Linked DNA regions of Homo sapiens: region 2 is linked to region 1. The links are chromatin contacts, found by Hi-C or POLR2A ChIA-PET in ENCODE. All regions are on one chromosome and are shown on one strand. Each heading gives the region's core, a stretch centred on a gene start or an enhancer-like site at or near the end of the contact. The rest is flanking DNA. Distances are from core to core; before and after follow the strand shown.

Region 1 (7,668 bases), core at 2,108-4,607:
GATGTGGTAAGGAAGAAATGAGATCGTGTAGGCATGGGAATCAGCACAATGCTTGCCATTTGGTAAGCACTCAATACATGCAACTGTTATTACCATGCTTAGGGGCAAGGAGAGGTCAACCTAGAAAAGGAAAAAGGGGGGCAGCAACGGAGCAACTCACATGGGCACCTGGGTGCCAGCGGAAATGGCGCTGTGTTGCAATGATGTTCCCAGCATGAACATAGTGACCTAGAAGAGAAGTCCACAGTGACTGGGGCAGCATAGCAAACTACCAAGAAAACATGATGGCCCAAATGCTGCACACCAACCTCCAAGCCTGCCCCTGGCCAAAAACAACTCCCAGACAGTCCAACACAAGCAGCGCAGGATCTGCCACCCAGCAGCTCTTGTCTCTAATTGCATGGTTATGGCTCACACCCACCCACTCGATGACCCTTCCTCAGGTCTTATCCGTTCCTTTAAACTGGAGCCAATTATGATGGTAAGGAAGAACAGGGCCAGGCACACGCAGGGTTCTTCTGCTCTCCTAAGGAACATGAGGACAGGGTGCAGCTAGGAAGGGGAAGCCAAGGCACATCCTCACCTTCCATTTTCTTAATGCCTTGGCGTCTGCCTGATGACTTTCCACCGAGGTTTTTGGAGCTACCACCCGACTTCTTGGATGCGTATCTGACAGCAAGAGCTGTAGCCGGAGTGGGGCTTAGCAAGGATGTAACTGCAGAGAAAACAGAAACATTGTTCAGACAGACAGGCTCAAACTATTTCTGCCTCAATGGGCCACATGCTGATACGTGAGAGGCGGTGGGGAGATGAGAAAGCTGTGTCAGGGGAGCAGAAGTGCCACTGAGTGTATTAGTTCTCAGGGAATACCTCTAAGTCCTTGGCTTTCTCCTTTTGGGGGAGGGGGCGGGGGAGCAGTGAAACACAAATGGAAAAAAATAAACATCATGTGTTCTGGGTTCTGACACATTCAGTCTAAATGTGCTGAGGAGAAATGGACACCAGAGAGCTGCCTGCTTCAGAGGCTCACTCACCCTCATGCACCACGGAGGGGCCAGAACAGACTTGGGGAGCCCAGTACATCCAGAAAGGCTTCGGTTTCAGGCTCACCCACGACTTTCTTTCTTTTTTTTTTTTAAAGACGGAGCTTCACTCTTGTTGCCCAAGCTGGAGTGCAATGGCATAGTCCTGGCTCCCTGCAACCTCCGCGTCCCGGATTCAAGCGATTCTCCTGCCTCAGCCTCCCAAGTAGCTGGGATTACAGGTGTACGCCACCACGCCCAGCTAATTTTTCGTATTTTTAGTAGAAACGGGGTTTCACCATGTTAGCCAGGCTGGTCTCGAACTCCTGACCTCAGGTGATCCCAAAGTGTTGGGATTACAGGCCTCACCCATGACTTTCTCAGCTGTCCACTCATCCACTGCTCACCAAATACTAGTAAACCAAAAGGATGGCTGGCCTAAAAGTGGCTCCCACAGGGTCCTGGCCATTTCAGAAGGCTGGGCCCTTTCTTCTCAAAGCACATCAAGCAGAGGTCCAACCATGACCCACACACTGCCCTTGTTAATCTGACCTCTCCATACTCATTCCAAAGTGCTCAATAGCATTCATTTGCAGAAGTAAAATGAACTAAAATTCATACTAAGATGGTAGTCCCTTGCTGTATGACAAGCCTAGGGGTGCAACTCCTTGCCTGCAGGTCTCCAGACACAGCCATGATTTAAGGTCCATGCCAGTGTCTTTAGAGAAGCCTTGTGGGTCTCTGGAGCCTATAAGTTCAGAGTTCCTGAAGCCTGGGTTTCTGACATTTCCATGACACCAGAGACTAGCTGGGGCAAAGGACCAGAGATAAGGACTCAGAAAGACAACATGTTAAAACATGCCCGGCGCCAGGATCTACCTACCTTTAAACATCTATTCATTCATTTACATACTTACTAAGCTCAGGAGCTGGGCTTTTACTTTACTTACATTATCTCACTCACAAATCTTTGCTCTTCACCCTACTCCCCATCCTCCTCCTCAAAGTAAATGGTACCACCATTCATCCAGTTGCTTAGGCAGAAACCAGAGTCATTGCAGATTCCTTCTCTTTGCTGTCCTCACATATTGTTCACCAGCAAGCTCTGTGGATGCTAACTCCAAAACAGATCTCAAATTCATCCGTTTTCCTCCAAGTTCACTGCCACCACAAACATCTTGGCTAAATCATCTCTCCTCAGGGCTATTACGACTTTCCATTTGATTTCCTCATTTCCACTCCTATCCCCTTTAAATTTACATAAGAGCAATAGTTTGCTTCTCAAAATGTAAAACTGGCTCAAGTCACTCTCCTGTCCCTCACTCTACACAGGTCTAGGTCTCCTGTCATTCTTTTTTTTTTGGGGGGGGGGGATAGGGCCCCATTCTGTCACCCAGGCTGGAGTGCAGTGGTATGAACATAGCTCACTGCAACCTCGACCTCCCGAGCTCAGGTGATCCTCCCACCTCAGCCTCCTGAGTATCTGAGACCACAGGCAAGCGCCACTACACCCAGCTAATTTTTGTATTTTTTGTAGAGATGGGGTTTTGCCATGTTGCCCAGTCGGTCTTGAACTCCTGGGCTCAAGCGATCCGCCCACCTAGGCCTCCCAAAGTGTTGGGACTACAGGCGTGAGCCATCACGCCCCGCCTGTCATTCTTTAGGTTTTAAATGTTATCTCCTCAGAAGCCTTCCTTCACCGTCCAATCTAAAAAAAGACACACACACAGACACACATTATCCTTCTTCACAGCACTTGCCAGTCTACATCTACTTTATATGTTCATTTATTGCCTTATGCACCAGAGAGAACCGTTCGGGGGCTAGAAGCCAAGTCTTCACGTTTTCTGCTGATTTTCCGAACACCTACCGCCGTGTCTAGCACAAAGTAAGACCTCAATCTGCTGAATCAATAGATTAATTTTTTCAACCCCAATATGCCAATGTTACTAATACTTCTACAGAGAAAGGACCCACCCAAATCCCCAACCGCCAAGGAACCCGTCCGTGCTGCTGAGGCAGGAGAAAGACAAGTGCTCTTCAAACGCCCTCACTCACGGCTCCACCCAGGATGTGTCACGTGACCAGCGACACCGTCCCTCAAACCTGGAGTACCCCACACACTTCCCCTCGCATCCAAGGTCCTCCGCGGGGATCAGTGTCACCTCCTTCCCTCCCTGCTGGAGCTCCACTCTGCCTCCCCGCCTCACCCCGCTCTGACTACTGCGTCCCATTACCGGCTGTCCGGGTCCTCAGCGCCAACACCACCGACGCCATGCTTTCGATCACTCACTTCCGGTCTCGAAAAGTTTCTACTTCCGCTATCAGGAGATCTACTTCCGGGCCCTGCGTGGCAGTTGAAAGAGTGGCGGGAGAAGTTGCAGGTGAGCGTCCCCGGTCGCAGGCCTGCGGATTGGGCAGGGCTTCCCTCCTGAACACCGCTCTGCAGAATCTTGGTGGCTAAGGTGTCCAGGAGCCTCTGCAGCGGACCGCCAGCCTGAGAGGCGCAGAGCTTGTCGGGCAGGGGCCCGCTTGTCCCACTCCCCTGATTTGCAGATGTCAACGGAGGCCCAGCGAAGGGTCAGAGATGAGGCCCCCTCCCTAGTCATTCAACTTACTCTACTTAGCCAGCTGTGTGCCAGATGCTGTACTAAGCGCGGTGGATGCATTATTTTATTTAATTCTCACTACCTTATAAAATGGGTGCTGTTACCATCCCTGTTTTACTAAGGAAGAAACTGAGGCCTAGGCAGGTTACATGTCTCCTTCTGGGTCATACCTACAGTGTTAGTAAATGTTCAAGAAATGATTAGCTTTGCATATGACCCAGCAATTCTACTCCTAGGTATATACACGAAAGGGATTTGAAAACATACCCCCACAAAAACTTGTATGTCAGTGTTCATAGCAGCATTATTCATAACAGGCAAAAAAAGGAAACAAATTAAATGTCCAAGTGATGAATGGATAAACAAAATGTAGCATATCCATACAGTGGAATATTATTCAGTCATGAAAAGCAATTAACTACTGATACAGGCTACATCATAGATAAACCTTGAAAACAAGCTGAGTGAAAAAAGTCAATCACAAAAGGCCACATAGTGTATGATTCTATTTATATGAAATATCCAGAATAGGCAAATGCATAGAGACAGATTTATGGTTGCCAGGAGCTGGGGAGGGAGGGAAAGGACAGTGACGGCTTAATGGCTGCAGGAATTCTTTTTGAGGTGATAAAATAGTGATGATGGTTGCACAACATTGTGAATATACTAAAATCTACTGAATGTACACTTTTAAAAGGATATTATGCTGTGCAAATTATATCTCTATTTTTATTTTTATTTTATTTTTCTTTTGAAGCAGGGTCTCACTCTGTCACCCGGGCTGGAGTGCAGTCGTACAATCACAGCTCACTGCAGCCTTGACCTCCCAGGCTCAAGCAATCCTCCCACCTCAGCCTCCTGAGTATCTGGGACTACAGGTGTGAGCCACCATACCCAGCTAATTTTTGTATTTTTTTGTAGAGACGAGTTCTCACTATGTTGCCCAGGCTGTTCTCGAACTCCTGGGCTCAAGTGATCCTTCTGCTTTGGCCTCCCAAAGTGCTGGGATTATACGCATGAGCTACCATGCCCAGCCTATATCTCAATTTTTAAAAAGAACAGTTTTTGGCCAGGTGCAGTGGTTCACACCTGTAATCTCAGCACTTTGGGAGGCCAAGGCGGGCGGATCACTTGAGGTCAGGAGTTCAAGACTAGCCTGGCGAACATGATGAAAACGCATCTCTACTAAAAATACAAAAATTAGCCAGGTGTGGTGGTGGGGCGCCTGTAATCCCAGCTAGGCTGAGGCAGGAGAATCACTTGAACCTGGGAGTGAGGTTGCAGTGAGCCAAGATTGTGCCACTGCACTCCAACGTGGGTGCCAGAGTGAGACTCCATCTCAAAAAAAAAAAAGAAGAACTTTTGACATCTCCATTTCAAACGTGAAGATAAACAAGGGGTTGGAGGTGTTAAATCTTGTTACCACCTCCCCCCATTAAAATTTTGTAATGGTAACTCTACTTTGTTTATACTTCAGCTTGACCTGGAAAGAATTTGAGGAGGATTCCTGTTAGATTACCAGGAGTTAGAGTTCCAGATTGAATGTGTTGGGGCCATGTCATATTTCTCTGTTTCTGTATTCTCTATATCTTATATTTATGTCATAAAGCCTGGCTATGGAACACAGCTAGTGGACTGAATTGAATGCTCCAGTCTGTGTCATATGTCTCTTTTCCTTTTAGGGAATTATTTGATAGCACATACTGATGGCTCTAAAGAAGTCATCACCCTCACTGGATTCTGGTGATAGTGACTCTGAGGAGTTGCCAACATTTGCCTTTCTGAAGAAGGAACCATCTTCAACAAAGAGGAGACAGCCTGAAAGGGAAGAGAAGATTGTAGTGGTTGACATCTCAGATTGTGAAGCCTCCTGTCCTCCAGCACCAGAGTTATTTTCACCACCTGTCCCAGAAATAGCTGAAACTGTCACACAAACACAGCCAGTCAGGTTGCTAAGCAGTGAAAGTGAAGATGAAGAAGAATTTATTCCTCTGGCTCAAAGGCTTACATGTAAGTTTCTGACCCACAAGCAACTGAGCCCTGAGGACTCTAGCTCCCCAGTTAAAAGTGTTTTGGATCATCAAAATAATGAAGGTGCATCATGTGACTGGAAAAAGCCCTTTCCAAAGATCCCTGAAGTTCCCCTCCATGATACCCCAGAGAGGAGTGCAGCAGATAACAAGGACCTGATCTTAGATCCATGCTGTCAGCTTCCAGCCTACCTGTCTACCTGCCCTGGCCAGAGCAGCAGCTTGGCAGTAACCAAAACAAATTCTGACATCCTTCCACCCCAGAAGAAAACCAAGCCGAGTCAGAAGGTCCAGGGAAGAGGCTCACACGGATGCCGGCAGCAGAGACAAGCAAGGCAGAAGGAAAGCACCCTGAGAAGACAGGAAAGAAAGAATGCAGCACTGGTTACCAGGATGAAAGCCCAGAGGCCAGAGGAATGCTTAAAACACATCATTGTAGTGCTGGATCCAGGTCCTCACATGTGTCTTTGTCCTGTGCTGAGTTATCTGCGTTCTGGACCCCCCACTGACAGTCCCTTTTCCATCTGTTGCAGTGCTCTTACAGATGGAAGGTGGGGGCCAGCTCCTAGGAGCACTGCAGACCATGGAGTGCCGCTGTGTGATTGAGGCGCAGGCTGTGCCTTGCAGTGTCACTTGGAGGAGAAGGGCTGGGCCGTCTGAGGTAGGAGTTTTCTGGCTGACATTTCCTCCCTCTCCTCCCCTTACAATTACAGGATAAATATGCTTTTATTTTAAAGGATACTTATCAGGGCCCCAGCAGGAAGACAGATGGCACATTCAACTCAGGGTAATTAAAAGAAGATTGAATAAAGGGACTGTTTGCCAAGGCATGGGCAGGGTATGAGGAAACTACCAGTGACAGCATGGTACCTCACAGTAATAACAGCACAACTTAGGTTTTTCGACCTCAGTATTGTTGACATTTTAGATTGGAGAATTCTTTGTTTTGGGTGCTGTCCTATGATGTGCACAATGTTTAGCAGCATTCCTGGCCACTATCTACTAATGTACCCCTCTCAGTCATGACAATAAAAAATGTCTGCAGACACTGCCAGATGTCATTTGTGGGGAAAAATCACCCCCGGTTGAGAACCATTGGCATAGCTGTTACCATCCCTATGCCTGAAGGGATGAGGGGAAGGAGTGGTTAACAGAATTCAGGAGAGAGAAATGGAGAGAGGACCACCTTGAGCGAAGCTATGAGCTGCCACAGAGGGGGACAGCAAACCCTAGGTGACCCCACTGGGAGGGAGCCAGGGGAAAAATACCCTGACTTCACTTTTCTCCTTCCCACTAGTCCTCTCCTCGGGTCCCTGCTGGTGACACCCAGCTGGGAGCCAGAAGACATGTGGGCCCTGTGTTTTTTGTAGAGATTGCAGAGTGTAGCTTGTATTTTTGGTAGAGACGGGGTTTTGCCATGTTGCCCAGGCTGGTCTTCAACTCCTGAGCTCAAGCAATCCACCTGCCTCAGCCTCTCAAAATGCTGCGATTACAGGTGTGAGGCACCTTGCCTAGCACTAAGATTCTTTTTTATCTCACCAGAAGCATCTTGTATAAAATAAGAAAAAAGATTTTTTTTTCCTCTCTTTGATTTCTTTTTTGGATCTGATAACTTTCTCAGTAACACAGGACAGTTCCCCACACTTTTTACTCTGGGGGTATTAGCAAGCCTTTATATTCATAGAGCAGCTTACCCTCTCAAGGCACTCCCACATTCTCTCTTGTGTTTCCATCAGTCATCCTATGGGGTAGGACTTCTCCCCACATCACAGGTGGGGAAACTGGGGCTCAGAAAAGTTAAAAGCCTTGTTGAGGATCACAACGGGAATGAGAACCCAGAGCTCCCCAAACCTACACTTTGCTGTAATATAGGTCTTGCTTTGCTTATAGGGACCCAATCAGAAAACTTTCTATCAAAGTCCTGTTCCCCAATTACTCCATAATACTGTACTGCTGGAGGATTGTTGGCCTTGAGGCATCCTTGACTTTGATTATGCCCTACCTGTG
Region 2 (7,668 bases), core at 2,704-5,203, 240 kb before region 1:
TAGGAAGGCTAGGCCACATGCCTGCTGGGGTCTTTTCCAACTCTTCTTTTCTGTTATTACATAGACATCATCTACCTTTACTGTGGCCAGCCTTGGGAATTTTTTTTTTTTTTTTTGAGACGGAGTCTCACTCTGTCACCCAGGCTGGAGTGCAGTGGCGCTATCTTGGCTCACTGCAAGCTCTGCCTCCCGGGTCCACGCCATTCTCCTGCCTCAGCCTCCCGAGTAGCTGGGACTACAGTCGCCCACCACCACGCCTGGCTAATTTTTTTGTATTTTTAGTAGAGACAGGGTTTCACCATGTTAGCCAGGATGGTCTTGATCTCCTGACCTCGTGATCCACCCGCCTCGGCCTCCCAAAGTGTTGGGATTACAGGCGTGAGCCACCGCGCCTGGCCTGGGAATTTTCATATCCCCACTTTACAGATACATATCGCCACTTTACAGATGTGAAAACTGAGAAACAGGAGATGAGAGGAAGCCAGGCAAAGTTGGTGCATGCTTATAATCCTAGCTACTCAGGAGACTGAGGTGGGAGGATCACTTGAGCCCAGGAATTCTAGACCAGCCTGGGCAACATAGTGAGACCCTCATCTCAAAAATAAGTAAGTAGCTGGGCGTGATAGCTCACGCCTGTAATCCCAGCACTTTGGGAGGCCGAGGCGGGCAGATCACCTGAGGTCAGGAGTTTGAGACCAACCTGGCCAACATGGTGAAACCCCGTCTCTACTAAAAACACAAAAATTAGTTGGGTGTGGTGGTGCACACCTGTAATCCCAGCTACTCAGGAGGCTGAGGCAGGAGAATCACTTGAACCTGAGAGGTGGAGGTTGCAGTGAGCCGACATCATGCCATTGCACTCCAGCCTGGGTGACAAGAGGGAGACTCCATCTCAAAAAAAAAAAAATTAAGTAAATAAGTAAATAAATAAATAAAAGCAATAATAATAATAATAATAAAAGAGGCAGAACTCAGCCTTGAGCCAGGGCTCCTGCCCCTCTGCGCTATCCTAGGTGATGATCTTCAGTTTAGGGGTGGAGGAAGAGATAAGCATAGAGGGAGGGAAGCTGCTCCACACTGACCAGGACTGGGAGAAGCATCAAAACCACCTCTAGGCTGGGCGCAGTGCCTCACGCCTGTAATCCCAGCACTTTGGGAGGCCGAGGCGGGCAGATCACCTGAGGTCGGGAGTTTGAGACCAGCCTGACCAACATGGAAAAAACTGTCTCTACTAAAAATACAAAATTAGCCGGGTGTGGTGGCACATTCCTGTAATCCCAGCTACTCGGGAGACAGAGGCAGGAGAATCGCTTGAAGCTGGGAGCCGGAGGTTGCAGTGAGCCGAGATCGTGCCATTGCACTCCAGCCTGGGCAACAAGCGCAAAACTCTGTCTCAAAAAAAAAAACAAAAAACAAAACCACCTCCAGATTCCATAAATGCCTGGGGCTGAAAGCAGAAAATGAGGTGTGGGAAGGGGTCATCAGGGAAGCAGACTCTCCGAGAACCCTCCTGCCATTCTTGAACTCCAGGGGCTACTAGCAAAGATCTAGAACATTTCTTCCTGTCCTGACAGGCCAGATGGGAAGGAAGGCTGACCCTAAGAATTAACCACATTTCCTGATTCAACCACAAAGCCTTATCTGGCTAGGACCCAGCTGCCACCTCCTTCAGGAAGCTGTCCTAGGTAGCCCTCCCTCCTCTCATTTGTCTTCGTAATTTCTAAATCCACCCTTCTCCAACTACTGGGAAATGGGGAATTCTTCATACTTCACTGATTCCTTAAATAGGTCTCATCTCCCCCCCACCAATCAGATGGGAGCCCAGAGAAGAAAGGGTCCACGTATTCTTCCGTCAGACTAGGGACTGTGAAGACAGGAACTGCCTCTCCCATCAGAATGGAGGCTCTCTGAGGGCAGTAGTGTTGTCTCCTTTCTGCCTCTGAGAATGAAGATCCTGTGTTCTTTATTCAAGAGCCCATTCCAGGGTCGAGATCCTCTGCTGGCTGGAGTCCTCCTCTTCCAGGCACCCTCTGGGCTGGATTGGGGTTTCCTGCTCAAAGCCATTCTCGGTCCATCCTGATTCAGCACAAACTGCTCTCTTTTCTTCCCTTCAACAACTAACTTTCTGGGGTGTGTAGGGGGACCCTCCCTACATTGTGTCCAGGGGGTCACCAGACCCCTCCCACCCAACCCTCTCCTTCCAAAACTGAGCCTAGAAAAATTAGACACCAAACCCGCCCCCACTCTCACTCCCACACACACCCCGCACACTCTCTCACACACACACACACACACACACACACACACCCCCATTCAGCCAGGTAACTGCACAAGGGTGGGATTGAACCGGTTCCTCTGGATACCCTTCCCCCCAAGGCTTCCAATCCTGGAGAAGGAGCACCAATGACCTTTGACCCTTCTCTGGGAGAAAGGGAGGCAGGTGAGCTCACAGCCTCTTGGGACCCAGGAGAAGGAGAAAGGAAGAAAGGGCGCACAATTCCTGGGGAGGGAGCGGGAGCGGGAGCGGAAGGAAGTGAGGAGTAGGAAGAAGCAGAGACAGACACACAAACTGGCGGAGAGTCCACAGGGCTGCTGAGAAGAAAGAGATCACACCGAGAGTGGGGCCACGGGAACTGGCACTGGGAACAAGGGCTTCCGCCGCTCTAAGTGACGCCCGAGGGTGGGAGAGAAGGGAGAAGCCCTTCGGGCAGGCGATAGGAAAGGGCCCCTGAAGAGGAGAAAGCGACAGAGAGAAGTGCAACTGGGAGAGGCCGGGAAGAGGTGGATGGGAAAGGAGACTAGCGGTCGGGGAGGCAGTTGTGGAGCCAGAGAGGTGGTCCCCCCTTCCCATATCGCCGGCCGTCCACTGGCCCCAGGCTTGGGGTAGTCCTCAGGAGTCGGGCACCCCCTCAAAGCACTGTTGGAGATGGGGTGAGGTTGGGGACAGGGCACCTACTCCACTCTCAGAGCCCTTCTCCCCAGTCAGAGCCCGGTGGCTAGTTTCTCTCCAAACCATCAGCACAACTCCCCGCCGGGCAAGAAAGAGTTAAGCCCTCTCCCCCTCCCCCCACACCAGCTTTTTATTAATTTCTCCGGGCGTCGGGCGGGAGGGAGGGGATTAGGGCCATAAATCCTATCTCCGCCCCCTCCCCTGACAGCCCGGCACCCCAGCCCCGTGCGGTCCCCCTAGGGATAGGGGAAGAAAGGCCCTTGTCGCTTAGCCCTGCCCAACCCCACTCAGGGTCCCACCGCGGGCCCGAGTGGCCCTAGCCCCAGTTCCCGGTCCACCCCAGGGCGCCCGGCCCCTCACCTCCGGCATCGGTCATCTTCAGCGTCTGGCGCCCCGGGAACCCCTCAGGCCCATGGTGCTCGAGGCGGGGGCCGGGCAGGAGAGGGGTGGGGGGACCGTCACCCCGGCCGCGGGGGGCTCCGGGCGGGCTCGAGCCGCTCCATCCCGGGGGTGGGGGTGAGGTCGGCGGGAAGGGTCCCAGAGCCGGGGGAGATGGAGGGCGGGGGATGTGGGGAGAGGGAACAGGTTCGCTGGAAGCAGGAGGCGCGGGCGGGGCTGGACCAGGAGACCTGACGGGAGGATGCTCCGTGTGTGTGTGCGTGTGCGTGTGCGTGTGTGTGTGTGTGACAGAGAGAGAGAGAGAGAGAAGAGCGAAGAGCGAGCGCCACCTCCCTCCCCGCCCCTGCCGCCCGCCAGGCCTGGCCGGACGCGGGGCCCCCGCCTGGCAGGGCCGATTCGCGCGGCGTCGCGTCGGCAGGGGTCCGCGGGGGTCTCCGGGGAAGGGGCGTCGGGGTGGGGGGCGCGTGGCGGAGAAGCCGGGCGCCCAGGAGACAAAGAGCGGGAGGGAGCGAGGGGGCGGGGGCGGGGGAGGGCGGCGGGGAGGAGGCGGCTGGGGCCGGGGAGCGGAGTTGCAGCTACTTCTCTGCCCGCGGGAGACGCGGCGCACCGGAGTCTGCGCGGGTGGGAGCGGCTCCGGGGCGGTCCCGCCACGGGACCCACGGGGCTTCCGCCTCCTCTGCCGGGTCCATCAGGGCTCCCGATTAGTTCATTCATTCAACAAACGTCCGCCGAGCAGCCGGGGCGCCGAGGCTGGAGGGGACAGCGGTGAACAGAACCCCCGCCCCCTAACTGCGCTCAAGGCCAGTGGGCCAGTCGGGGGCTCAGACGAGTGGGGAGGCCCTCACGAGCCTGGGCGCCATGGGCCCAGCTAACAGAGGGCACTTCTTGCCGGAAGGGAGAGCGCACCCCTGGCCCGGCCTGGGTCCAGGCGGCCGCGGCGGGAGCTGGGCTGGGGGATTCCCAGAGGATGTGATGTGTTGGCTACAACTGCGGGCCAGGGTAGGGAAGTGCCAGGGGGTGTTGGGGGTGGGAGGGCAAGAGGGGAAGATAAATTGAAGCTGGGGAGGTGCAGGGGGCTTGCACTTTATTCTACCAGCCGCCCACCCCGCCGCCCACACACACACACACACACACACACACACGCGCGCGCGCGCACACACACAAAATTAAGAGGAGGGAGGGGCTCAGGTGTGCATTTAGGAAGCACCCTTGGCTCCCCTGGAGACAGGGTTACAGAGGGCACTCTGAAGGCAGGGAGACCCGCTGGAGGCTATTGAGGGCCGGTGGCAGTGGGCATAAAGATTACAGATTAAGCTGAGAGCCCTTCAGGATGCAGGCCTGAAGAAGCTGACACCGAAGAAGCTGACAGGATTTGGGGACCTGCTGGACTAGGAGGTGAGGGAGGAGGGGTCTAGGATGGCTGTGGACCTTGGCTTGAGGCAGGAAGCCCTGGAGCAGGTGGGGGTGGGGACGGATGAGATCAGACTTGGACCCAGTGCGCTGATGGTAGTGGCAGGCCAGCCAGGGAGGCAATGTAGGGATCCACAACCAGCTACCGCACGTCACAGCTTGGCAGGTGCCAGGCGCTCTCAGATCATCTATTGTCACCCTCACAATAAACCCACAAGGTGGGTGTTTCCATTACCCACTGCCTCAGAGAAAACAGAGACTTAGAAGAAGGAAAGTGCTTTGCTCAAGAGCAAGTGGTGAAAGGCCAGGCGCAGTGGCTCACGACTGTAATCCCAGCACTTTGGGAGGCCAAGGTGGGTGGATTACATGAGGTCAGGAGTTCGAGACCAGCCTGGCCAACATGGTGAAACCCTTGTCTCTACTAAAAATACAAAAATTAGTCAGGCATGGTGGCGCTACTCTGGAGGCTGAGGCATGAGAATTGCTTGAACCTGGGAGGTGGAGGTTGGAGTGAGCTGAGATTGTGCCACTGCCTTTCAGCCTGGCCAACAGAGTGAAACTCAAATCTCAAAAAAAAAAAAAAAAAAAAAAAAAAAAAAAAAAAAAAAAGGCAAGTGGTGAAGCTGGATCAGGGGTCTAGAGTCAGAGGAGAGGTGTGGAGTCTATAGGACAGAGTTCCCTGATGGCCCACAGGACTCTGCAGTCCGAGGCCTCCGGGAAGTGGCCTGTTGAACCAGGACAATCTTGTGACTATGAGTGAGGACAGAATTAACAGCCTTTAGGGTCTGAGGGTATCCTAGGGGATTTATAGGAGTTTGGGGGTCTCTGGGTGTCTTCAGAATCTTCTGGCAGCCATGAGGCTAGATTGTGGAAATCTGGGGAAGGGGTGGGGTTTCTGTTGACAGCTGTGGGGGCTGCATCTGGCTGTCTTAAAGGGGTTGTGCTTTGTAGGCATCTGGTGAGATCTGAGTGGTGGGCTGTAGTGGGGGGCTTGATTATATAGACCCTGTACATCCCAAGGGGGTGGGGAGATGATGGGTATGTTTGCCAGGCCATAGGACCCAGGAGGAGCCCCTGTTCCCCTATTCCTAGTGAGGCCTAAGCTTCTGAGGGTTGGCAATAAGTTGCCTTATTGGCAAGTGTTGGCAAACCTACTCAAGCTTCCAAAATTGGGCAAGTGAGTGGGGGGATAAGGAGGGTTTAAGGTGACAGGCCCACTTACAGCTACTTGACAAAGTCCCAAACATGGACATACTGTGTATCATGGGCAAGTCACAGCTCAGGCTTGAGAAACTCACAGCAAAGCCACACACACCTCCAGGCACACAACACACTTGGGCTTAAATGTGAGGGGTTACTTGGCCCACTGTTTGAAACATACTATGTATAGGCCCCTCACCTAACACACAGGACAGACGGGGAGTGGGGGAGGGACAGAGGGACCCCGCCCTGGATGCTTAGCCCCCATCGGCCCAGCAGAAACCCTCGAAACCTTCATGCCTGCCTCCCCACCCAGATTAAGACTACAGATTACAGGAAGGTCATGCCACTTCACTTCTTGGCTAGGTTTCCTGAGCAGGGCCTTGGTGGCCCTGGGGTTCAGTGACTTCTAACTCTGGAGCCATGACCTCTGACCCTGTGGTTTGGTGGTCTCTGATCTTGGGGATCAGACACCTTGATCCGTCTTCAGCATCCTTAGGGCTCCCAGAGTGTTCCAACAATCGTCCACATAGCAAAGATGCCTTGGGAAGAGTATTCACTATCCCCAGGTTTCCAGGCAACCCTCAGGTGGGAGGCAGGATTGGACTGGCCTGAGGTGTAGACCTAGGGTTTTTGAGGGATAGCTATGGGAAGCCAGAATTTGGCTTAGCATGAATGTGACCTGTGTGACACAGCCATCTACAAGGGAAGCTTCTGGAGCAGACTGTCCCTGGGGGTGCTGCCACTCATCTGGATGTTGTTAAGGACCCACCAAGGTGACCTTGAAGGGCTCTGAAGTTGGGACTTCATTCCTTATGGCAAAGGTGAGAATTCCCTAGTGCCACACCACTGAGTGCAAGTGCCTCCATGCTTCAGGTCTCTGACATCTGCACACCAGCACCCCGGCAAGGAAAGGCTGGCCCTGGGGCCTGCCATAAGCTCCTGCCCCATTCCCTGCTGGCTCTCACCCCTCTGGGACTTCACCAAAGCTTGTCCCTGGAACTCTGGCACCTAGACTCCCAGACCCATTAGCATTTGAGCTGGTGAGTCAGCACACAGGCCTGCTGGCCCAGCACAGGGGCTGGGGCTATTTCAGGCCACTTGGCCCGCCCCAAAGGGCAAACAGATCCTCTAGGACCCTGGGTACTAAACTGCCAGGCAGTCACCTCCCACCCCCAGCAATCCTTTGATCCTTTACCTGCCTCACACCGGGTGCCTCTTGAGAGTGTCCCCACAGTTTAAAGGCCTTCTGGGGGAGGGACTTGGGGTTCACCTTGCTGTATTTAGCCCATCCTTTGAACTTCTTAGAGGCCCTGAAAAACGAATGCAGACTAAACAAACTCTCTAGAAACCCTCAGCCCTGCCCAGGAGGACTGGACAAAAAGCATGGGTGCTGATGGCTGGAATGGGGGCAGAAAAGCAGTTTGCTGGAACCGGAAACGGGGGGACACTGTAGGAAGTTCCTCAGGGTTAGAGGCAGCACTGGTGGGAGGGGACCACTGGGGCAGCCTGGCATCCTTGATCCCTGCCCACTCCCCACCTCAGTGAATCAAGAAACCAGGCAGCAAGGCTCTGGGGGCTGCTTTTATGGGGACGACCTGACAGAGGGCATGGTCCGTACAAAACCGGGAACAATACATACATATATATATTATATACAGAGATGCGGCCCTCCCGACGGCTGGGCAGGGGTGGCCGCTGGCCCAAGC

The links. A loop is a pair of places that touch in the nucleus more often than their neighbours do. ChIA-PET counts read pairs that join two places held with the same protein, here RNA polymerase II (POLR2A). Pooled maps may share reads with other maps.
Region 2: a pooled map shows a loop between it and region 1 (2.4-fold over the local background). The contact joins the promoter of SAMD14 here to the promoter of EME1 in region 1. A Hi-C loop is called at or near these places in 2 of 50 pooled maps. POLR2A ChIA-PET finds 5 or more read pairs at or near these places in 6 of 52 experiments (HEK293, IMR-90, OCI-LY7 and 3 more).

Annotation. Positions count from the first base shown.
Region 1 is chr17:50,369,872-50,377,539 of GRCh38, forward strand. EME1 (essential meiotic structure-specific endonuclease 1) reads left to right here and starts at 3,358. Exons shown (of 9, transcript NM_152463.4): 1 at 3,358-3,406; 2 at 5,314-6,112; 3 at 6,195-6,322. The coding sequence starts at 5,338. It overlaps MRPL27 (mitochondrial ribosomal protein L27), which reads right to left and starts at 3,313. Exons shown (of 4, transcript NM_016504.3): 1 at 3,260-3,313; 2 at 584-715; 3 at 161-228. The coding sequence starts at 3,299. RefSeq lists a silencer at 902-1,063 and enhancers at 2,847-3,316, 3,457-3,676.
Region 2 is chr17:50,126,207-50,133,874 of GRCh38, forward strand. It overlaps SAMD14 (sterile alpha motif domain containing 14), which reads right to left and starts at 3,954. Exons shown (of 10, transcript NM_001257359.2): 1 at 3,311-3,954. PPP1R9B (protein phosphatase 1 regulatory subunit 9B) reads right to left here. Exons shown (of 10, transcript NM_032595.5): 10 at 7,531-7,668. RefSeq lists silencers at 3,670-3,729, 3,970-4,049 and enhancers at 6,204-6,946, 6,827-6,896, 6,947-7,668.